Linked DNA regions of Mus musculus: all the other regions are linked to region 1. A link is a loop called in an ENCODE intact Hi-C map of the cell type or tissue named here. Cell type or tissue: heart. All regions are shown on one strand. Region 1 holds the start of Ppfibp2 (PTPRF interacting protein, binding protein 2 (liprin beta 2)). Region 2 overlaps Ppfibp2 (PTPRF interacting protein, binding protein 2 (liprin beta 2)). Region 3 overlaps Ppfibp2 (PTPRF interacting protein, binding protein 2 (liprin beta 2)).

What was found. Hi-C counts contacts between places; a loop is a spot of excess contacts. Peaks named below come from ENCODE experiments on the same cell type or tissue, not always from the same donor. Only the 100,000 strongest peaks of a DNase experiment are listed, where the experiment ranks them.
Region 2: it touches region 1 in a loop (2.8-fold over the local background); 3 of 42 quality-filtered maps call a loop at or near these places.
Region 3: it touches region 1 in a loop (2.0-fold over the local background); 4 of 42 quality-filtered maps call a loop at or near these places.

The regions. Positions count from the first base shown.
Region 1 is chr7:107,590,071-107,598,070 of GRCm38, forward strand. Olfml1 (olfactomedin-like 1) reads left to right here. Exons shown (of 3, transcript NM_172907.3): 3 at 78-1,295. The coding sequence ends at 361. It overlaps Ppfibp2 (PTPRF interacting protein, binding protein 2 (liprin beta 2)), which reads left to right and starts at 4,981. Exons shown (of 25, transcript NM_008905.2): 1 at 4,981-5,309. In heart, a CTCF peak has its summit at 4,528; DNase peaks (open chromatin) are centred at 2,781, 4,001, 4,571, 5,031 and 1 weaker place; H3K4me3 peaks cover 1,707 bases; H3K27ac peaks cover 1,122 bases.
Region 2 is chr7:107,705,610-107,713,609 of GRCm38, forward strand. Ppfibp2 (PTPRF interacting protein, binding protein 2 (liprin beta 2)) reads left to right here. Exons shown (of 25, transcript NM_008905.2): 7 at 3,171-3,263. Among named protein-coding and RNA genes, the nearest start is that of Cyb5r2, 48 kb to the right of the region's middle. In heart, CTCF peaks have their summits at 1,848 (motif pointing left) and 3,379; DNase peaks (open chromatin) are centred at 562, 2,292 and 3,322; H3K4me3 peaks cover 705 bases; H3K27ac peaks cover 1,501 bases.
Region 3 is chr7:107,744,857-107,752,856 of GRCm38, forward strand. It overlaps Ppfibp2 (PTPRF interacting protein, binding protein 2 (liprin beta 2)), which reads left to right. Exons shown (of 25, transcript NM_008905.2): 25 at 1-41. It overlaps Cyb5r2 (cytochrome b5 reductase 2), which reads right to left. Exons shown (of 9, transcript NM_177216.4): 7 at 7,475-7,560; 8 at 6,311-6,410; 9 at 3,599-5,540. The coding sequence ends at 5,368. Among named protein-coding and RNA genes, the nearest start is that of Cyb5r2, 9.2 kb to the right of the region's middle. In heart, CTCF peaks have their summits at 3,326 (motif pointing left) and 4,603 (motif pointing right); no DNase peak of the experiment used is centred here; H3K27me3 peaks cover 1,250 bases.

The DNA.
Region 1 (8,000 bases):
GTGAGTATTCTAGAAAGTAGATACCTCATAAATAACTTGTTGAGAAATAACCTGTTCTTTTTCTCCTGTCTGCTTAGGCTGTGACAACATGCTGATGGCTATAAAGTCTCTGAAAATAGTGAAGAAGACCGTGGACCCAGATGGCTCTTGGATGAAAGATGCTGGCAGTAACTCTGCAAAAGTGTATCTATTAGCTGGATCCAGAAACAACACAGTTTGGGAATTTGCAAACTTGCGGGCATTCATGGAAGATAGCATCAAGCCTGGTCCCCGTAAGTTAATCTTACCACTTTCCTGGCAGGGATCAGGGCAAGTGGTCTACCAAAGCTTTCTATTTTTTTCACAATCAAGGAACTTCTAATGAGATAATTAAATATAATCTGCAGAAGAAGACTGTGGAAGATCGAATGCTTCTCCCAGGAGGGGCAGGCCGAGCACCCATCTATCAACACTCTCTCTCTACGTACATTGACCTTGCTGTGGATGAACACGGACTCTGGGCCATTCACTCAGGACCAGGTATCCAAGGCCATTTGGTTCTCACAAAAATTGAGCCTGACACTTTGGGAGTAGAACATTCATGGGATACACCGTGTAGAAGCCAGGATGCGGAAGCTTCATTCCTACTGTGTGGGGTCCTCTATGTTGTCTACAGTTCCGGTGGCCAGGGCTCTCATCGAATCACCTGTGTCTATGATCCACTGGGCACTGTCAGGGAGGAGCATCTGCCCAATTTGTTCTTCCCTAGGCGGCCAAGAAGTCACTCCATGATCCATTACAACCCCAGAGATAAGCAGCTTTATGCCTGGAATGAAGGCAATCAGATCATTTACAAACTCCAGACAAAGAAAAAGCTGCCTCTGGAGTAATGGCTGGCATTGGAGGGAGAGCAGTGTGACTTGGGCAGTGGTTTTCCGGGACACTGAGGTCACAGCCCCTTTATAGTGGAGTATCTGGCCCTCTCGATGCACATAGGAATAGGTTCTAAAAGTTGAAATACATATTCTTCCTTTCCCAAATGTCACTCACTGCCTTAAGTATCTTTTGAAAGCATGGATGCGGTCACAGTTCAATTGATCAATACCCTACCCTGACCCAAATCTGATGGGGCTTAAGGCCTCTTTTGTCTGGTTTACTTACATCCAATCTTTCCTTTTGCCTTCCAGCATTTCCTCTAATTCTGCTCTATTCCCCATCCAGCAATTAGGATCTTGCCAGTCCTGGTATTGACTTCTCTGGACTTCACTCAGACGCTGTCCTCTTTTTCAAATACTTATAAAGATTTTCCAATGTCCAACTATATTAGTTACATTTCTTATTGCTATGACCAAATAACTGACAAGAAGCAACTTAAGGGAGAAAAGGTTTATGCCAGTTAATTGTTTTAAAAGGGAGCCAGGCCGGGCGTGGTGGCGCACACCTTTAATCCCAGCACTCGGGAGGCAGAGGCAGGTGGATTTCTGAGTTTGAGGCCAGGCTGGTCTACAGAGTGAGTTCCAGGACAGCCAGGGCTATACAGAGAAACCCTGTCTCAAAAAAACAAAACAAAACAAAAAACAAACAAACAAACAAAAAGGGAGCCAGGCACACCTTCAGCCCCAACATTCAGGAAGCAGAAGGAGGTGGATCTCTGTGTGTTTGAGGTCAACCTGGTCTACATGGTAAGTTCTAGGCCAGTCAGGGCAATACAGGAGGTCTTGTCTTAATAAAAATGGATATAGTCCATCATGGTAGTAGTGAAAGTGTGGTAGCAGGAGCATGAGGCAGATGTTTAAATTACATCTGTAATTAGGAAGCAGGGAGCATACAGGAAGAGAGGCTACACTAAGATACTTAAAGGCTTGCCCTCATAGTAACTCATGCCTCATCATAGTAACACAAGGCCTGCACTCAGCTGGGAACCAAGAGTTCACACGAGCCCATAGGGCACATTTCACTCAGAAGACCATAACACTTTTTGTTGATGTCTGATTTTTATTTCCTTTAGCCTCGCCCTTCTGCCAGGCCAAGTGGATACAGTGACAATGTAAAACCATGAATAGTTGGATGTTACTTTCTAGTTACAAAGCTCTTTTTACATTGTTTATTTATTTATTTTTTGGTACGGTATGAACACACCTTCATAGTTGCTAAACTAGAGGTAAGAGTTCCTGTGGGTTATTCAAAGCAGCAAGGACAAAATGAAAGAGCTAGGAAAGGCTGCAAGCCTCCTAGTACTTCCATCACCCAAGGAAGGAAGTTAAGACACTTTGCTCACTTATCCTTAATCAGTGTGTCCATCAATTCAGCCTAAAAATAATACTCTGCCCCTTAGCCTGTTTTCATGTCTGTACAAGGTCTTACAGGTCTTTCAAAGTCTGCTTTCTCTAAAAAACCAGTCCAAGGGTAACGATACAATTCTAGTCCCATTTTGTTTTTCTGTTGCCTGCTTCTTTCTTGTAGCTTTCAGTGTAATAAAAGTGAGATTAAGCAAATAATCTCATCAGGTTCTATTTGCCTACATCCCATCACCACAGAAGTGTTCCAGTATTACTGTGTTGGGATTACTGTGAACAACGGTCCCTAACACACAAAGGCCCTTGGTAAAGATTCTAATTTGGATGGAAGCCAGATAGCAGCTTTGCCACAGCAGACATGCTAGGCGTTACAGAGGGCAGTGTGACTCTTGAGAGGGGGCTCTTTTTCAAAGTGTTTCCCACGTGTGTCCCACTTGGCTGAGTCTAGGTCATAAGTGAGGCTGCAGTGCCAGCCTGTGTCATGTGCTGAGGTCTCTGCCTCTCCAGGTTGGTCATATGAGAAGGCTTGCTTTTGTGTGCTTGCAGCTGTTCTCTGTCTTTGCCAAGTCCAGGCTGGGCCCACAGGCTGTGAAGAGAGATCCACCCCCATGCATCTGAGTAGATCTTTGGCAGAATGGAATGACCCACACAGTTCTGATGGAATGGCCCTGAGAGCCTAAATCTTTTGCAGAATGAGGCTGATATGAATGAATAACTGTGATATACCAGCACCATGAATCCAGGGTCGATATCTGCTCTATGGGCAGAGTCATGTCACCTACCTTACTGACAAAGAACATGACCTACTCACATTGAAGGGTGCAAGGGCATCATCCAAAGGAGTGAGCTCTGTCTATATGGTTCCTCTGAAGTTCAGTGAACAGTTTGTAGCGTGCTGTCTGGCTTCTATCCGGGAAATGTTGGGATTTGATAGTTTTGCAAGATAGATTTGTCTCAAACAGTACACCCTGGTACACAGAATCCCCACAGGCAGGATATCCCTGTTAGGTGAAATTTTCGTTGGAAAGGACCTGTTCATTGCTGCTTTTCCTAACAGCATGAGGGCCCTGGAACACCTGCTTCTGTATCGTTCACGTGTGCTTTTCAGTTCCACTCTGGTTGGATTTAAATGAAGATTGATGGTGTCTCCATGACCCACAGAAATGGTTATTTATTATATTGCTGCACATTGGAATCACCTGGGGAGCTTTTCAAATTCCGAATATGCAGGTTATCCTCTCCAACGCCAAGAGATCAGACCCTCTGGAGATGGGAGGAGAGCGTCTGTACTTTTTTTTTTGTTTTTTGGTTGTTTTTTTTTTTTTTTTTTTTTTTTTTTTTTTCGAGACAGGGTTTTTCTGTGTAGCACTGGCTGTCCTGGAACTCACACTGTAGACCAGGCTGGCCTTGAACTCAAAAATCCACCTGCCTCTGCCTCCCGAGTGCTGGGATCAAAGGCGTGCACCACCACGCCCGGCGTCTGTACTTTTAAAGCTCCTTCCCAAACTGCACAGAAGCTTGAGAAAGCCAAGTTCATAAAACATTTTACAAAATAATTGTATAGTTCTGAGAAAATGCTGCAGTTTCTGGGGGCCTGGGGGAAGAAACTGCCCCCGTGGCCCCAAGCTACCAGTGGGATTTGGAACTGCCCACACTTGAACTTATATGAACTGCGCAGGCTCTGTTTCCAAAAGCCTCTCACCCGCTATTTTAAGGAAGTGAAAGAACCGAAGGGTGTCCTGCTGTGACACAAGTCTGGGGCCCCAATCTTCCTCTACTGGCTTTGCCTTTGCTCTGCTGCTGGCCATGTCCCCGCAGTGCTCACACACCTGTTTGCCACAGTATTTATGATCTTCTGTTCATGTGTGCAAGCCTCTGGTCATACCAGTAATTTTAGACTAATTTTGAAAAAAAAAAAAAAAAAAAAAAGACGAGTCGTGTCTGTCAACACTCCAGGTGTAAGCAACTGGAGTCCAGCTTAGTAGAGACTCCTGCCAGAGTCCCTGTATCCCTGCCATCTGAGGCCCTGGAGATTCTAAGCAGATAAAATGAGCAACCGGCCCTTGGAGGCCCGGGTAGGGCAAGCAGCTGTGGTAAAACCCAGGGCCTTATGCACGCTCGAGGTAGGTGCTGGGATTCGGTCTCCAGGTTTTTTTTGTTTGTTTGTTTTGCATACTTGTACCTGACCTTGCAGGGCACAGGAAGTGTTCTGTCTTCAGCTATTCACAAGACAGAACACCAGAGCTTTAACCACTAGAGGGACCTTCAGGAAAGGCGGGGGGAGCGGCGGCGGAGGTTGAGTTAGACAGATCTAAGAGTGACATGGAACCCAAATTGGGGTTGGTCTGGGCTGATTGGGAATGATACAGGTCTTAGACTACCCTTAATCTCAATGGGGTTACACAAGGCCCGCTGTGTGTGTGTGTGTGTGTGTGTGTGTGTGTGTACGCTTGCGCTTCGGTGCTCCTTTCTGCAATTCTCCGCACGCTTTCCTCGTCCTGCTGACAGATTACAAAAACTCTGGAGACCTGAGCACAGTGGGACACAAGGAAAATGCCTAGGGTCCTTTCTGCGGCCGGAAGAGTGCAAGAGTCCTAGGTGCAAGCAGTGGGCTGGACCCAGAGAGGGGCGTGGTCTCCCGGGAGGGGCGGGGTTTGAGCCAGCACGGGAGCTCTGCCTGGGGGCGGGGCTGACCAGGCAAGTCCCTGTGGAACTGGAACTGTGGCTCTTGGGTCCTCGCGGGCCACTGCGGTGCGGGAGAAGGAGGAGGGGTGGCAGAGGGGCGGTTCCTAGGGGGAAGGTCCCAGCAGCCAGAGAGCCACACTCCGGGACCAGCCTCTCTGGGATCCCCGCCTCCGTCACGTGGGTGCCGAACCGGGTCGGTGCTGGCGGGTCTGCCACTTGGTTGGCAGTTGGTCCTTGGGCCAGTGGCCTGTCACTGGGTTCTCCGCTCTTATGTTGGAAAGTGTGAGGGACACAGGAGCGACCTGCATACCTGAGCCTCCGAGAGAGAAGCTGCACTCTGGCATCCAGGTCAGTGGGTCTCCCTGCCTCGGCTCACCGCTATCCCGGGAACTGAGTACCCCCAGATCCAAGAACTACATGGGTAGTTGGGCGTCTGTGGTCTTTTAGACCTTCGAACGTTTTCAAGACTTGGGGACCCACTTATTTGTCTGGGAGACTGAGAAAAGGGAGCAACTCCCCTGGATTTGCTTGAGTTTTCTACCCGACCTCGCTCTGGATGTGCCACCTGCCCCGCGCTTCTACAGGTGGCAGAGTGGTCCCCAGGATACCGGGGTGTTCCGATATCTCAGAGTTCCGGGCGATTTTGACCCAAGCCTTGAGTCCCGTGAGGGCAGCAGTGGCATCAACTGGAGATACCTAGGTGGGTTTGTTCCATAGACCTTTGGTCCAGAGCGCTTTGGCCAGGAGCAGTTCTGTGCACTAATTGCTAAATGCAACACACTTCCCAAAGGCTCAAGGCAGGATTAGGGTGTGGGGATGCTTCTGTTTTTAAAAGTGGGTCCTCTTCCCTCCTTCCATCCTGACGCCAGACCCATACTTTTCCCTCCGATCAAAATAAGGTTATTATATGTTTAAAAACTAGAACTTCCAAGGTTCCGGTAGGATTCAAATAGGCATTCAGCTCTTTCTTAGAGCACTGAGATATTTGATATAGATCAGTCTTCCTCTTCATATTTTGGTTTTATTTCTGCCTGTGTTCATTTCTCTTGGTCCTTAATTGATTATATTGTAGACTGTAGTGTTTATTAGATTACCGAGTATTTTGTTAAGGTAAATGCTCAACTACAGGAAGGAAGTCAATTACAGACCTAATTAATCTTCAGTCTTAGATTACTATTGGTATACTAAACATGTTATCTGATTAGAAATTATTTCTTTCTTCACCAGCCCGTTTGTATGCATATTTACGTGACTTTGAAGTGGAATATTGTTAAGTCTTTTGTTGTTATTTTCATTTGGGATTTTATTTAAGGCTGATGGTGATGGGAACTGGTGATCTCATTTAGACCCTTGTGAATGCTTAGCTAGGCAAGTGCTCTACCACTGAGCAACAACACTCAGCCCTCACATAATATATTAGTGGTATCACTCTGAGGTTTGATGATGTGCCGATTTTAGTTTATTGCTACTATTGTCTGTGTTTTGGTAACTAAGGCAGATATGCTAAGTGGATGGATAACATAAGAGATACATGTAAGAGATAAAGACAGATGAAGGTTGGAACAAACTTACAGAAATTCTAGGGGTTTGTTTGTTTTTTTTCACCAGAATAAGGAAAATCTGGGTAGGTTTTAAGAAGGATCAATCTATATGAGGGATGTCACAGGAAGATGTTAGCGGTGACCTGGGCCATGGAGAGGTCTATAAGGCAAACTCAGTCTATAAGAAATGGCTACTGGTCCTTCTTGGTTCCTGGCCTGATTGGTAGACAGAACAAAATAACAACAAAACCAATGGTCCCAGCTGGCCCAAGGCCACAGACTTCAATGTATGGGATATTAAGCAGAGACTGACTGTGGTCTGCTGAGCTTATCAAAGTTAGAGTCCTTGAACTTTGACCTGCCCAACCCCCAGCCTGACAGAAATCTAGTAAACATTTGTGGAGAGAAAGGTCAGCTGACATTTTAGAGCCCTGTGCTTCAGACACAAGCTTGAGAATCAAGAGATGATCTTCAAAAGTAGATTTTTGACACTGTGGGTCAGGGGTGAAGTCTGGCATTCTGTATTTCTAACCTATTTCTTTCTTGTTTGTATCAAGTATTAAGAGTGATGTACAAACTCTCCGAAGGCCTCGGAGTTTTGCAAACTCTTCAGGTTAAGTAGGTCCCAGGCATGTTTGGCATTCTCCAGGTGTTTCTAATAACAGCCGGGTGGGATCCACTATTGGACTTGGTAGCGCCTGAAGGACCACAGCTGGAAGGCCAGTTAGGAGACTGGCAGGCCAATTCAGATAATTATGAGGAGAGTGAAGTGTGAGTAGACAAAAGAGACCCTAGAAATACCAGGGCCAGGAAAAGGGAGGTGTCAGCCTTTATACTGGTTAGGCAGAATAAGACTCTAGGAAAAGGAACAGTTCTTGGAGAATTCTAGTTCAATTTTGGATGCACTACTTCGACAATACTGGTCAGCAGCTAATTTGTGTGTGTCCATAAGTTTGTGTGGGGATGGTTTCTCCTGAAATACAGATCTATTTATGATTCATTACTGTTTCAAATCCCCTGGTGAGGGAGAAAGAATGAATATATAGGTGACATGTTTTAAACGTTAAGACCTATAAAGTGTGTGACTCCATATAAGATATGACGGTCACCCCTTTGTGCACAAAAGTAAAGCTAAAACTCTGGGCTTGGATTCTCCTGAGTCACTGGTTTTCTTGCTTCCTCCTTCCTCTTAGGAGTTCCACTTCCTTTACCCTTTGCTACCCTAGAATTTCGTTTTGTTTGTGCTTGAAGGCACCTATGTGTGTTTATTTTTAGAGTCTCGGGAAGGTGAGCTCTGTCTCGTATAAACTCTGAAGCGGCAGTCTGTTGCGTCTAGTGGTTCTCTTCAGGGACTGTTATTATCTCTAATACTTGTGATAAAAAGCCTTGTAGGAGATGGGTACCCTAAATTAAGCTGATGAGCTTTCTGTGGAGACTTCCAGAAGGCCCCAGACTTCTAGAGGCGTTCTGACTCAGCTTTGTCTCCAGCAAGCTGAAA
Region 2 (8,000 bases), 120 kb after region 1:
ACAGACCTCTCTTGATGTGAGGTGGGCTCTGGGACCATCATCAGTCAGGGTTTGAGCAGGTGAAACTAGTCCTCAGAAGGCCACATTCCCCATCTTTAGGAATAGGATCAAGATGTATCGCAGGCTCTGAGTGGTGGGGGATTTGGGCCAAAGCAAGATTCAGGATTCTTTTTCCCAGTCTATGATCCAGACACTTATCCCTCCCCCTGGACTGGATGTTTAAATGAAGTCCCATTGTATGATTCTCTTTAAGGGAAAAAAACCCAACAGCATCATGGGAAAAAATCCTTTCAAATCAATTTTTAGAGAAGCTTAGCCACATCCCTCACCCCAGGGAGTAAACACATCAGGGTTTTCGTTTGTTATGAATAATTAAGTCATCACCTGAACTTCCAGGAAAACAATATCCACATAATAATCACAATAGAGTGAGTTCATGACCTTTTGGGCCATATGCCAAAGAAGTCACAAGAACCCAGACAGCAGTAGCCTGTACTTTCTTAATTCTGTCCCCAGCTGGCATGGTGCCCTCTCTGAGCAAACTGAGCAGCACCCCGCCCCCCAAGATAGGAACAAAACAGACAGACTCTTCCTGCCTGCTGGGCATTGGAACGGCTCAGGCAGGGCCAACAATATTACTAGGAAAGGATTCCGAATCTCTGGTAAATCTAAATAGGCAACCAAAAGTCTCGGAGCCCAGTGATGAAGATCAAGGGCACAGTCACCTTAGCTTAGAGGACCCTTTTTAAATAAGTATCAAGAAATACTTACCTCAGCTGTAAGTCATTTTTAATAAATTATCTTATAAGATTCATGTGGAAGGAGTGTCACTTCATGGTAGATTATCTCAGAATGCAAAGACATCTAAGCCAGTTAAATGATGACTTGAGTATCAGGTGTTTGTTCATCAACAGCTATGTGCCAGGATCTGCTGGGTAAGAGGTTCAGAAAGGCTCCCCAGACCTCACAGAAGGGAACAGAACTATCCATTAGGTAAACCTTACAGGAGATCTGTAGGAAACACCTGAAGAGTCCCAGAGAGCGTTTTAATGTGATGGGGAGGTCTTTGCTTGGGTAGGCTGAAGGGTAGGCAGGAGTTAACATGGTGGGCAGGTAGAAAGAGAATGGGGTAATTATAAGCTGGGAAGCAGTTGAAAATTCTCCAGTGGACATATTAGAGTTTATCCGGGGCAGGCCAGGCCAGGCCAGGCTGGTCATGAGTTAGCTCCGAGAAGCAAGGGAGTGCCATGATCAGATGGGTGTGCTAATGCCATTGGTCCTCTGGGAGTTTAGCACTGAGGTTTTCCATAGGGCCTAGGGCACAAAGGATCAACTATTTGAAGCTACTCAGGTTACCAACACTCACTGCATTCTGGGTGGTACTTTTGGAGGGAAATGAGACATAACAACATTCGTGGATGTGACATGGGTAAAGCTTGGACCCAAATAGAATTAACGACCTTTATGGCAGTTCTTCGGATAGGAAGCAGTTGTTATCTGAACCGAAGTAAAGTTTGGTTCAAGACAACAGTGTTGGCAGGTCACATTGGCAGTGCATGTTGTAATCCCCAGGGTCTGGAAGGTAGAAGCAGGTTTGAAAGCTTGAGGCCGATTTGTACTGTGTAGTGAGTTTACAGGTCAGCCTAGTCTTTGAGATTCTGCCTCAGGGAAAAAAACCAAAAAACAAACAAACAAAACAAACAAACAAACAAACAACAGGGCTGGAGAGATGGCTCAGTGGTTAAGAGCACTGACTGTTCTTATGAAGGTTCTGAGTTCAAATCCCAACAACCACATGGTGGCTCACAACCATCTGTAATGACATCTGACGCCCTCTACTGGTGTGTCTGAAGACAGATATAGTGTACTTACATATAAATAATAAATAAATCTTAAAAAAAAAAAGAAGAAGAACAAACCAACAAAGATAACATTGCTGAGTGTTGCCCCTTTCTTGAGGGAGTTTTCAACCAGAGATCCCAGAGTTAGAGGATGCGAGCTTAAATTCCTGCCCTGCTTACCACCTGTACAAATGTGTATGCAGAAGTGATTTACACATCCCTTCCTCAGTCAGGCAGCGTCACTGACTTCCCATCCACAATGCCATAGTGAACACTCATCTGTAGATCTTCCCACCCCGGAGCTCCCCAGTCTCATCTCCAGTGCATGTGACAGCTAATCTCTGTTCCACCTCAGTGGGCAGTCTCACTTTCTGCCTCTACTGGATTCCTCTCTGCATGCCTTCCTGTTTCTCTAGTTTAACCTCCTCGTCAGAACAGGACGCTCATGCTGGCATCTGCGGTTGGCACTCAGCGTTTGTTCTCTGATTCTTACGGCCTGTGAAGCCTCGGAGGCTTGCCACTTCCTCCTCTGGCTCCCCACCTTCCTCACAGAGAAATAGATGCTTCTCTCGCTTCCTGCTCCTCTCTCCACTACCAGGGAAGCTGCCTCCACGTCAGCATCTCTGCACCTTCCACTCCCAAGCTTGACCTGTCTACTTGTGACACCTGTATATGAGCTGGGCACATCTCATGGAGGTTCAGATGTCAGAGGAAGGGGATGCCAGGATATACGAATAAGAGGATAATATTGAGTTTTAGCCTGGGAGGTAGCTTGCTTGGTAAAGTGATGAGCATGAGGACCTGAGTTCTATCTCCATAACAAATGTTTAAAACAAACAAACAAACAAAACTACCACCATCACTACCATCAACAATAAAATAACTCCCCTCGCCCCCTAACCCCACAGTCCCACATGTAGTCCTAGCAGTGTGGGGTGGAGGCACGCAGATGCCTGGGGCTTGCTGGCCAACCAGCAAGAGACCTACCTGTTCTAGAGGAAAAAACAAATTAAAAAACTAAATAATATACCTAAGGTTGTCCTCTGGCCTACATGTGCACATGCAAATGCACACATATGTACATTGCAGTTTCTTCTCTCTCATGTCTGAAACTCCCTGGCCTTCATTTTTAAACGGGCACAACACAGCCTTTCCTGGATCCCAGACCAGTTTAAAGCACAAAGCTGCAGACACGGAGCCTGCTGGCTCCAGACAGCTGTCGACAGTTGCTGCTGGCCCAGCCCCCTCTGCATGAGCCTTATCCAGTTTGGAGCCTTCTTGCTTGCTCCTTATCTGTCACAGCTCTGACATTCTCTCTCTTCTCTTCAGGAGTTACTGCAAGAGCTTAAGCACCTCAAAATCAAGGTGGAGGAGCTGGAGAACGAGCGGAACCAGTATGAGTGGGAGCTGAAGGCCACCAAGGTAACCGGCAGTAGGAGGCACCCGAGGAGGGTGAGGGGTGGGGCCCCTGCTGGGAGGGGCTTCGCTCTCAGGCTTCCCTACAACAGAAGTGTGGAAGTGCAAACCAGCCCCACACAGTGGCACCTAGGCTGTAGTGCAGTTCTGCTGTAAAAAGGTTCCTCATGAGGAGCCTGGGAAACTGAAGTGAGAGCCGCTGAGGTTCCCCGGCCCTACCTCCTTCCCCAGCAGCATCCTTCTGTCCCTGACTTAGCCAAGGAGGTTCTTGGGAGAGTGGGCGAGTGGGCTGGCAGGTGAGTGACAGCAGAACTCGGGAGTGTGACTGTTGGGATTGCTGGAGACACCTGTGTAAACTCAGCAGTTCCTGTCATTATTGGTTTTCTAGAAATAATAATAATCATGCATTTCTCAAACGATAAAGCTTGCTTTATTTATTCAACCAAATCATTTTTACTGTATTGGGGAGCTTGTTGTATAAAGGACACCGAAAAGAAATTCTTTAGTGGGATATTGTTTTCTTCTTTCTTGTAAGTTTCTCCTCATTGAACTGCAGGGGTTAAAAGTAGTGTTAAGTTGGGTAGGTATCTTGGGGCACTTGTCATCCCAACATACCCACAGCATATTGAATCAGGAGGGTCACTTGCAGTTGGAGGCTATCTTAGACTACATAGTGGGTTCCAGGCCAGCCTGAGCTAAATAGCATGCTTCTGTCCCAGAAAACAACAGTACACCAAAACAAACAAACAAAAATAGAAAAAAAAAGATTTAAATATTTTTGTCTGTGTGTTATGTCTTAAAAATGTTAAATTAGTTGTCAGGTGAACAATAGGAAACATAGCACTAAAACTAGTTAAGCTATTTTTAGAGTGTGTGAGGGTGGGATGGATGGAGCACCGATGTTTGGGTAGCATGTGCTCTGGCTACCTGTGGAGGTCAGGGACTTAGGAAGTGGGTCCCCTTGAGTTGTCAAGTTGGGGAGGCAGGAGCTTTTGTCTGTTGAGCCATCTTGTCAGCTCAGGAGTCTGTTGTTTGAAAAATATATAATAAATTCCAAAATGAATAAAAGATCACTGAATCTCCCAATACAGAGAAGAGACTGTTGGAGCAGAAGCAAAGTTCTGGTCACTCTGATCTGCTCACTAGCATTGTGTGGCTGTCACATTACCGGACTGTGCCTTCTGGGGAGTGACAGATAGTAGGATTCAATAACAAAGGGCTTCACTTGGGCATTAGGAGGAAGAAGGAAACTCTAGGTCCAGTTTCTCCTGGAGGAAGCCTGGGACACTGCCACTTAAGAGAAAACACTTCTGCTTTTCCCTTAGGTCCTGTAGAGCCATTCACAGGTGACACCTGGTGACGCTTTGCAGGCATTTCAGTGTTCAGTGTGTGTTCACATTTTTGTTGTTGTTGTTTGCTTGTTTGTTTTTACTTTATTTTTCACTTACTCACTTTATATCCTGCTCACTGCCCCCTTCCTGGTCGGTCACTCCCGCCCCCAATCCTTTCCCCTTCCCTCGGTTCTTCCCCCAATCATTCCCCCATTCCCCTTTTGTAACTCTAATTCTAGGGGCCTGACAAGCCTTACTGGCTTCTGCCATCACTGCCGGCCTGTGGTGCATAATTACACATGTGGGCACATCATGTATGTTTATGTATGAACTCATAAAATAATTAAAATTTTTTTTAAACAGAAAGGAATAAAGATCACTCAGATCACCCAGCTGCTGCCACTGTTACTGGTTCCTCCCTACCAGGTGTTTTTGTTTATGAGCCCCACCCCCACCCTTCTCCCTCCCTTTCTCTTCTCTTTCTTGCCCCCTCTACATTTCTTCCCCAGTTTCTGGTGATGATTTATACAAAAGTATATATTGTGCTTTTTTCCCCATTTGAAAATTGATGATTTAAGTTACTAAAAGAGAAGTGCTGCACATGATGTTAGTATTTATATAGTCATATTTCCATGTATAAACATAACATGCTTAACCATTTTTCAGATGACAAAATGGAGGCCTAGAGAGAGCAAGTAACTCTCCCACACTCTCACCACCAGGCAGGCCTGGCCTGACATGGACTTTTGTTGTCTGAGCACAGAGCCTTGTGTGTGCTTGGCTGTGTTTTCACCAATTTAAGAGCCTTGTTTTTTCCAGTAGCTCAAAACTTTCCACTACGGCACTCATTCCTGCCAGTCCAGCCCCGGTGAGACCTTTGAAGTTGCACACATCACCCTTTGTTATAAAACCAAGAAACTCTTTTTAATCCACCCAAGCTCTCTGCCTTGGCATGTGGATCCGTGAGATGCTAAGGCGTCTTTAATAATTACCAGGTGTGAAACACCTCCCACCAGAACCCACCCAGCCCTTTGCACACTTTTCTTTTTTAAGTCAGAGAGTAGTGCTATGGTTGTGTTTGACACTGATTTTGCTGTTAAAGAACACAAGACTTCAGTGGCCAAGGCGAGGTGTGGACCTGGGTCTCCCCTTTCTGTGCTGTCCTGTTTTTTCCTGAAGTGGCAGCTTCCCAAACTGAAATCCTCTCTGTATTTGTAAGCTGTTCAGTTTTCAGTGTCAGCCTCCTCAGTCCCTCAAGGTGGCTCATCCTAATAAACAACAGTAGGGTTTGTGCCCTGAGCTTAGTAAGACACAGTCCTGTAGGGGTGCAGATGTTTTCCTGCCCTGCAGGGACCCAGAGCACTTCTCTCTGCCACACTGCCAGCTTCTGATTGTCAAGGATCTCAAGCAGCAGGGTTTTTTTTTTTTTTTTTTTTATGGTTGAGAGAGCCATTGTTTTCATGGTTCTGGATGGGGCTATCCATCCATCCATCTAGCTGTGGGACAGGTAGCTTTCTACAGATAGCAGAGAGCCTGTAGTTTTTCCTGGTTCTATGGCTGTTTCAGAGTGAAGGTTGAGTCAAATCACTTGGACTTTGGGATCTGTGGCAAAGGCTCATACTTTGGATACTTGGTCCCCAGTTGTTGAAACTGTTTGGAAGGAATTAGATGTTGCCTTTTTAGAAGATATGTGTCATCGGGTAGTGGGCGGTATTCCTAGCTAGTGGTCTATGCCTCATTCTTACTATATAAGCTCTCAGCTACCGCTTCAGTGCCATACCTGCCCACCCGTCTGCTATAATGTTCTCTGCCATCATGGTCATGGACTAGACTTTGAAACTACACCCCCCCCTCCCAATAAACTATAAGTTGCCTTGGTCATGGTGTCTTATCACAGCAATAGAAAAGTAATTAAGACAGGATCGATAGTACATCAGTGACCTCATATAGAGGCCAGCCTCAAGGAGAAGAGACCCCTGAGAGCCAGATGCTATACTCTGATTCAGTAGGCCCACTTCACTGAAGTCTACTTGTGAGGCTAGCAGACAAGAGTAACATTGAAAGCAGAGACCACACTAAAGAACCACAGGCGAGGAGCCATGCAAGAAAAGTTGAGAGATTTAGTTCTAAAGAATATCCTGACCCTGGTGGAAATGAGATGCATTTGGGTTGAGAATCCTAAGGCTAGAGTTGTTAGGAGCCATTGGCACCATTATCCATAAGCCAGTGGACACACAGGCCCCAAATGATGTGTGGTCCATAATGGGTGTCCATCTCAGTAAGCTGGATGGAGTAGCCAGACTTTGCTCTCTTGATTCTGGGTACAGCCCAGAGCAGAAGAATGTGCTTCATAGTGAGCTTTGCAGAGCTTTGAAGCCTGACCTTGCATCTCCTGTTTTCCTTTATATCTCTGTCCCATTTGGAGGATGTGAGGGGAGGCTTATTCAGAACCATCGAGAAGGCTGAGAAATACCAAGTCTCTTAAGAGTGGCCTTCATTCCTCCTATTAACCTGGTAGCATGCGACCTGGGAAGCCTGGAGCTCTCCACTGGAGGAGCAGGCTGGGAGCGGGGATGGAATTCTGCACGAGAGCAGACTAGGTGAGCGGGTAAAGCTCTGTATTGGAGCAGCAGGCTGGCTGATGAAGTCCTGTGATGAAGCAGAGAGACTGAGGTATGTGACGCCCTACATTGGAGCAGGCAGGCTGGGTGGGTGGCATTCTGCATCAGAGCACATGTCAGAAGTTGGCATCTGTTATGTTTTTAATGAACATCCCCCCTCCCCTTCCCATAGGCTCATAAATTTGAATGTCTGGCTCCTAGTTGTCAGGCAGACTATCTAGATTAGGGATTAGGGGGTGTGGTCTTGTTGGAGGAGGTGTGTCACCCAGGATGAGCTTTACATTTTCAAAAGCCCACGCCAGGCCCGGTTTCTCTCTTGCTCTGCCTGCTGCCTGTGGATCAGGAGGTAAAGCTCTCAGTGACTGCTCCAGCTCCATGCCTGTCTGCTTCCTGCCATGATGACAATGGACAACTTCTTCCTTCTGGAACTATAAGCAAGCCCCCAGTTAAATGCTTTCTTTTATAAAGTTGCCTTGGTCACTATGTCTCTTTCTTGTAATAAATAGAACAGTAACTAAGACAGTAGTTTTTGAAAATAGTGAGAATACTGGCTGCAGGGTGTGATAACACTGAGCAAAACCTGGCAGGCAGAAGAGTCACCAATAGGACTGGTACTCACTTGATTCCTTGCTGCAGTTCAACGATTGACTTGGGCCCCACATTATACTCTGACAGCCAGAGTTAGACTATGACTAGGTTCCTACATGGCGAGCAGTAGGCAGGGTTGATGCCTTTGCTGTGAGTTTCACTGCTCAGAGCGTAGTTCTAAATCTTTTCTTGGTTTGACGTTC
Region 3 (8,000 bases), 150 kb after region 1:
TTTCTGATAATAAAAACAATATTTATGTAGAAAGTGTGAAACATTTTTAATTTTGTTGGGGACTGGAGGGAGGGTGATATCCACTTGTCTGCTTAAGGGCCTGTAATTTAGGATTCAATCAAGGAGATGGAACATCTGTCAGAGGATGCCGGTGGCCCTATTGCCTTGGGCCTCATATCCCTCTGTGAAGCATAGAAGCAGCCAGGGTGTCACACACACCCTGGCTAGAGGTTACATCTGTCACACAGACCCTATTTAGTTTTCTATTTCAGCAGCATGAGCCTTAGAGTGAAGGGTGGGGTGATGAACAGGCAGCCTTTCTGGCAAGCTCTGCTTTTCACATCTTGCCCACTTCTGTTTCCTGGAAGAGTAGAAACAGAGCTGGTCTCTTGCTTTAGACACAGACTAGCTGGTAATGGTCTCACCAGATGGCCTGTGTCTGGCCAGACAATGACCAGGGAGAGATGTGTACTCTGCCAGTCCGAGCTTCTGCTCAGGAAATTCCAGCTTGGGACTGGCCAACATTTGACTCCTGGGTCCAGTGGGCTTCAATAACAGCAGTGCTTTATCCATCTGGTAGGGCGGGCAGGAGTGATGGCCCCATTATGACATTCTGATTTGACCTCAGATTTAGGTGATGTTTAGCATTTTGGTTCTTAATACATACAGAAGGCTCAGCCATGGTCTGTTACTTAAGACTGCTACCTCCTCTGAAGTCCAGCTAGTAAGAGAAGTGGGCACAAGCTTGCCAGGTTGGGCAACACTAGTGTTTAGTTCTGGTACCCAGTGGCTAACGCTATTGTAGAGTAGGTCAGGCTAGGTTTTGTGTCCTGTTAGCTATGTCCCAGTAAGGGGCCGCATGCACCTGTTTTCAGTCCTTGCATGGGCTTGTATTGCTGCTGAATCTGTGTGGCCTCACGAGACTCTCATTCCCTTAGTGGATCAGTTTTTTCTTCTGCAAGAGGTTGCCCTTGGTACCTCCATGTCTACAGCTTCCAGACAAGGAAGACGGTGTAGGCCAGCAGTACCCGAGGAGGGAGGGAGAAGGAAGGCAGAAGAAGGAGACTCCTGTGTCACGAAGAGACTGCAGCCTCCTGAAGATGCCCTCTTACACCACAGCAATGCTATCTGGGCTCCTGTGCCTGGAAATCACCCTCCTGTCCAGTAACCTGGAGGCTTTCATCTCTGTTGCTCTCTGTTTCTGGAAATAGATGGACCACTGGACACGTGCAAGAGACTGCTGGACAGGCTCTGTCTATGGCCTGCATCTCTACACTGAGTGCTAGTTGCTGAGTGTGGCTTTCGGCAGAGTGGGTGTGCATGCAGTGCAGGAACCGAAACTGCATGGGTCTCACCAGCTGACACTTCTCAGGGCCTAGAACACACCGTGTCCACCCTCCAGGGAAATATGGCCTGGAGGGGATGCACCTGGGCAGAGGGGGCTTTGCATGCCACTGTCTCTGTAAAGCATGGACTTCACCCGTGTGCTGACTAGGCTGCTGCCCGTTTTACAGATGGCACCTTCCGAAGGCACTGTGACACAGATAGGGCTCCTCTCCCAAGACATCCACCGCCTCACGGTAGGATTCCGACTCCCCTCCTGGTGGCATGGTTAGTAAGGCCCCGTGAGCTTGGTGTGGGGTGTTGTGGTGTTCATGGCCACAGGAGAGGAAATGATGCTGCTTGATAGTGGATCATAACCTGAGCCAGCCCTGAGGCACACTGCAGGGCATTGCAGGCTCACAGGCCTTCTGCAGAGTTGGCCTAAACATACTGGATGCTGGAGCCTTTCCCTGGTCTCAGCTGGTAATGATATGATGGTACCCAAGTAGTTCTGGGTCACCCATGCAGCCAGACCAAGCTCAGATTCACTTCTGACCAGTGAATCCTGTGCTGCCTTCTTGGCACAGAAGAACATGCATTCCTATGGCTCCTCTGATATCATAGATATACCCTGCAAGTTAGGGGAGCCTGCCATGCCCAAGAATACAAATCATGCTCTTTCCCTGGGGTGGCAGCTTGGTCCCAAGTGAAGACGTTTTGGGGAAGGTAGGAGTGACTCAGGTCCTTATTTGCCTTTTAGTAGCTCTAGGAGCTCAGGTGTGTTGTTGTCCCTCTGAGACTGGCGTTCGTTACTTTCAGATATCCAATACTATTTAGCCCTAATAAAGCAGGGCCAATGATAGCCCTCTTATAAATCACATGGGAAAACCAGCGGTAGCAAGAAATGGCTACCCACAGTTAGAAAACCGTCTAAAGGCAAAGTAGAAGAGTTCCTTATGTCAGTGCCACACAGACTTTGTCTTTTGGCTCACACAGGGAAATATCTCTGTACAATCTTGGCCCGTGATCTCTAACAAATGTTTGGTGGTCTTGAAATAGTAAGTCTACCTCTAAGGTGAAAGGCTTAGTTTTATGTGTACCTATGTATGGGTGGTGGTGGTAGGGACTGAACCTAAGAAACTGTGCAAGAAAGACAAGCACTTGTGTATACCAGGCTTTGACCTCAGCCCATTTTTATCTTAACATTACTGTCTGTCCAACACTTAGTGCACAGGCTCCTTGGGATACCATAGCTTTGTAGGTCAGTGATGCTGGATATGGGCCACTCCTGGGCTCTGTTTCTTGTGAAGATGCCGTAGCCTTGGCCTATGGATTGTTAAACTGCCCCTTTGGCTGTGTTCTTACAGACTCTACTGAGCCAGGACCAACTCCTGAATGACCCGCCTGGCTGTCCCTGATGCTGGTGACTACAGATGACATTCTTCATGGCTGAGAGCCTAGAGAGGCACACGTGGAGCCCCAATGTTCACCTCAATGGGGAGTTGGCACAGAGCCACCAAGAGATGGAGCTTATGGGCCTCTTTGGATGTAGGCGTTGACCGGAGCAAAAGCAGAGGGGTGGGACAGGTGTCCAGTCGTGTCCCCGCGTTTCCCTGTGTTGTCAGCGCTTGCTTTCCACTGCAACTTTTCTACCTTTTGTACTTTTATATGCCAACTGCAGCTGATCCTGCAGAGGTGAAGGTGAGGTGGTAAATGCAGAACAAAGACAATGAGCTGTTAGTTCATGAAAGCCTGTGATTGGAGGTGGGGAAAGGTTGTATAAGCTGTTCTGTGTGTCCTGCAGTGGCTGAGTGAAATGATTTGGGGGAGGGGTAGTGGACCCTCTGGGGCAGCTTCATAGAAGTATGCATGTCCACTTCCAGAAGCCTGGGCCTGTGAATCAGGACTCTCCTCTTGATCCCCCAACAGCTTTCATCTACCCTCATTCCAAGACACACATTTCCCCCTCACCTGCCTCAAGTACAGTGTCTGGTCAAACACCGCCCCCTAGTGGACTGTCTCTAAACTCAAACTTCATTGTTTTTTCCTGTTGTGTCTCATACAAGCCAGTTCCCTCCCAGGCCATGACTGTTCTAGTTCCAGCCTTGCTGTCTGATCGCTGCTCCTGGTTTTCTACTTGGTCCCTCACTTTCCTAGATGATCCCTGCCAACCATTCTCCACTTCTGTCACCTAGTCACATTTCTGCTTTGAATTCCTTTGAATGCCACCTTTCCACCATCATGCCAACCTTTGTGAGTCCACCGATTTGTGTTTGCTTCACTTCCTTTATTCTTTCTTTTGGTTCCAAATCCACTTTGCCCTTCAGCATTGTATGCCTCTGAGATGTTCACAGTTCACTTTAAGGTTATATGCACATGTGTACCCGATACACAAACCAGCTGAGCTGCTGTAGTCTGTGTGGCCTAAGTGAGTTCCAAGTGTACTGCTTTTAATCAAGTTGCCAGTCACCACTATCCTTGGTCTTCCGTGCAGATGTCATTGGCACCTCCTCTAGCTAGGAAAGCCAAAAGCATCTCCAGGCTTTGTCCAGTGACGAGTGAAATCACCAGAAGGTCTACGGAATGAAAGATCCAATGATGTGGAATGAGTCCAGTGGTGAAAGGCTTTGCAGCTGACCCTGGTGGCACATGCTTGTAATCCTAGTTATTATTAGTTGGAAAGCTGAGATAGAAGGGTTGTGGGGTTCACAGATGACTTGAGCTACAGAGTGAGTTCAAGGCTAAGCGGGGCAATGTAGCAGAGAGTGAGCCGTTGTGTCTTTCCCCGAGGAGGTCATTATGAAAGAATACACTGAGTACAATTGGGTGAATGAACGTGGGAGTGTCCCTCCCTGGCCTGTTTGAGACGGAGTTTGGTCCCCTGTGGGTGAGATTCAAGGATATAGCAGAGCTCCAGGGAACCCCATTCCTCTCTTTTTTTTTTTCTTGTACCCCCCACCCTCCCGTATGCACACACACACACACACACACGCACATTGAGTAGCAAATCCTGCAGCAAGTGCTAACACTGCAGCTACTTTGCCAGTTCTTCCGAAAGGACATAAAATTAAACAGATCCAGGTTTAAAGACAACTCTGCCACCCACTGTCTGAATGGCTGGGGAAATGCATGACTAACGCTGTCTGTTTCCTCCTGTGTGACTTAGAGAACAAAAGCTCCGCAGAACCTCTGGCCCATTAGGAAGATTATAAGGAATGGAGTTGGGGTGAGCTTTAACCCCTGCAGTAGCAGAGCACCAGTATGTTATTCTTACTTTGACCTGCAGGTGGCAATAGTGGTCCCTGTATCGTCTGGTTTGAATGATGGGATTTGAAGCACAGCTTCTGGGAAATGGGAAATGAAGAAACTTAACCATGCCAACTTTGACACAGTGCCAAGGTGGAGGATACTAAAATATAAATATCCCCAATGTTGCCATCTGCTGTACAAAATGCAGGGAGTCAGAAAGGGATTCCTGGAGCCCACCTACTGTGGATTTACTGCCCTGACATACAGCTTTTTAAAAAAAGTGTCTTACAAGGCAAGGAAGACCACACAAGGCCTTTGCCCTCTTGTGAGTTTGTCCTTCAAAGCAGAGAAATGTAAAGAAGGTTCATAGGTGGTTAGGTTGATAGAGACCTGTTCGGATCCTGCTGGAATGCTATCCGTAAACATTGCTATATTGCCGGTTCTGGTCACACCCCTACTCTTTTTTCACCCTCACCTCACATCAGCAAGTCCTGGACTGCCCAGTGTATTTTCTACATATCCACACATTGTGAGCTAAATGCAAAGCAGTCCAGTTTATTCCGCTAAGCCATGGAGAAAGTCATGGAGAAAGTGGCTTCCTTCCCAGCCTCCAAACCTGGAAGCTCAAAAATCACTTTTGTCTTCAGCCTGTGAAGACTTCTTAGGCCCACAACCAAAAGAACATCATGCCCAAGGGTGCGTGGAGAGACACCTTGCAAATACCTGACTTGAACAGGGTGAAGCCAAACTCACTCTAAAGCAGAGAGAGGGACCCGCTAAGTAGTGTGGGAGGTGTTAGTAGATAAAAATCATGTCCTTGGTATAGCTGAGCTGCTCCAGGCTGGGGTGAGCTGCCGCCTGGATCAGAGGTGGTGGGCCACACACCAGGATGAGCGTGTCCTCCCCAGGAGGAGGGAGGTGCTCCTTGATCATGTCAGCGCTAACAAAGCCTGAGCTGTACTTCCAGTCTGAAATGAAGCAGAAAGGGGAAGAAGCATGGTTCTGCATTTGCCCCTGATGCTGGAGACCAGGCTACCCTATAAACGCTTGGAAGTCTGCACTGCTGATTGTCATAGTTGACTCAAGAAGCAGACATGTGGCTTCCCTGCCGTCCATAGCATTTTTGCCAAATTCTAGGCTCTCGGAGACTCGGGATGCTGTCTCTCTGCTCTAAGCATTGAGTAGAAAGTGGGGCTGTTAGGGGGAGGTGAGGAGGTCACACTGGTGGACAGCTTATAGGTATAGGCAGTATAGATCAGGGAAGCAGGAGATGTGTAATGCATGATGCAAGGTGCACGGAAGTTCCTGGGATGCTAGGTGAGGCTGCAGGAGCTGACTGAAGCTCAGCATTTGAAGTCTGCTGTCCAGAAGAGGTTGGAGGTAAGAAGTAGCCATGAGCAGGTACACGAGGTTAAGGGGCCAGGGGTCATATTAGGTGCAATGTGCTGACTGCAGAGTACGTGCTCAATTAGCCTGGTGGCTCAGAGTCTATACTCAGTGCAGTGTGTGGCGTGTGGAAGAGGTATTTAACACCTGCCCTTGACTCCCATTAAAAACTGCTGCTCCCAATATCCTCCCACTCAGATTCTTGTACGCCCTATATAGACCAAGAGCCCCCAGGCATAATCTCCTATGGAGTAAACCTTAAAGACAAAACAGACAAAAGCTAGAGACTAGTCTATAGGTGTGTCCAAGGGTGGAGCTGGCCCAGAATAAAGGAGAGTAACATGGGTCATACCACTGGGAGGCCTGTCCAGGGTATACCACAGGTTGAACTGTTTGTGATGAGTCGTGGCGACTTCTTCTAGCTCCTTTCTCAGCAAGATATCCTCTTCTGTCTAGAAAAGAAGGAACATTATAAAGGGCCCTCTAGAAACAGCCAATATGCCTCCCTAGATTGAACCCATGGGTCTGCACATTCATAACTGAACTGCCGTTGTCCAAGATCAAGACCTTGCCAGACTCCAGGGGCAGACAAGCTCCTGCTACTCCCTGTCTGAGTGACTAAAGAGCTGGAGGGGCTGAGGGGTGGGGTGGGGGTACCAACAGCAAGGCTGCCCTCTGGCTGAAGGACTGGCTGCGCAGACCACCGACTGCATGCAAAAGTCCCCACTCAATTCCCTGCATCTAGGGTCAGGCCTAGCAGGCCAAAGGACACAAGCTTAGTGCAGGTTGGCCTTCTCTTGAGGAGCCAGGGGAAGGTGGTCTACATTTGCTTCTGGGAAAAGTGGACCAAGGCTCCAAGAGAGTGCCCAGGCTTGGGTCATCAAACCCTCCATGGCTCTTGTCCAGTAATTCTACTTCTGGCTTTGTTTCAGAAAATAAAAGTTAACAATTACTCATAATTACTTGTTGTTTATGACCAAAATCTGGAGAGAACCTGAATGAATATTTAGTAAAACATTACTTTGGTGTGAATATTTAAACTTAGCAAGAGGAAAATGCCTGTGTTGATACTACTAAGTGAAAAAAAACTGTGCGTGTATGAGGATGTATCATGTATAGATACATAGTACATATAGGGAAAAAGACAAATGAAAGCATGTATATTCTTCTGAACTTAGAATGTCCAGCAGGAACACCCATTATTTAATACTTATTTATATTAAGTAATACATATACATACATATTTAACACAGACTGGGAATTGAGGAGAAAGTTCAGTGTATGGAGTAGGACTGTAGGGAAGAAAGGAGTTAAGCAGAAACAAACAGGTTAGGCCTGGCCTTAGCGTCTTCAGCTGCCAGCAGCAGGCTTGCTGAGCCCACTAAGCCTCCCACAGCCGCAGGCAGCCAAGCAGCATGCCCTCAGGCAATGGGGGAGGAATGAATTCATACAGAGGCCGGACTCGGAACATTCCATGCTACTGCAGCAAACTCTGCGCTGACTCTGCAGAACTGACCTGGTTAGCAAAGAGGAGGGACATCCTGGTCTCATCGCTGGTGTCCTTGGTGATGTGGCGAATCAGCTGTAGCATGGGCGTAATGCCTGCAAAACAGCGGGCAGGCCAGTTTGCTCCCATTTCCAGTGCCCCAGTTTCTGGCCTTTAGTGGATTAACATGTTCACCGGTTCTCTTTCTACCATTTCCCCTTCTGTCCCCCAAACCCAAAGTGGGGAAGAATACCCTAGATTTTGGTGTTCCTTTCTAACGCAACAGAAGGTCAAAGGCCCCTTTTCCTTCTTGAGACAGGGTTTCAAGTATCCCAGGGTGGCCTTGACTCATTATGTAGCCAAGGAATGCCCTTTAACTTTTGATCATGTCAAGTACTGGAGTTACAATGTGTCACCATGCCTGGTTTTATATGATACTGTGGATTGAACCCAGGGCCTCCTGTGCTAGGCAAACACTCTACCAACTGAGCCACATGCTCAGCCCTCCTTTTAAATGTTCCTGTGACCAGAGGAAAAGAACATTCTGTGAGCTAGT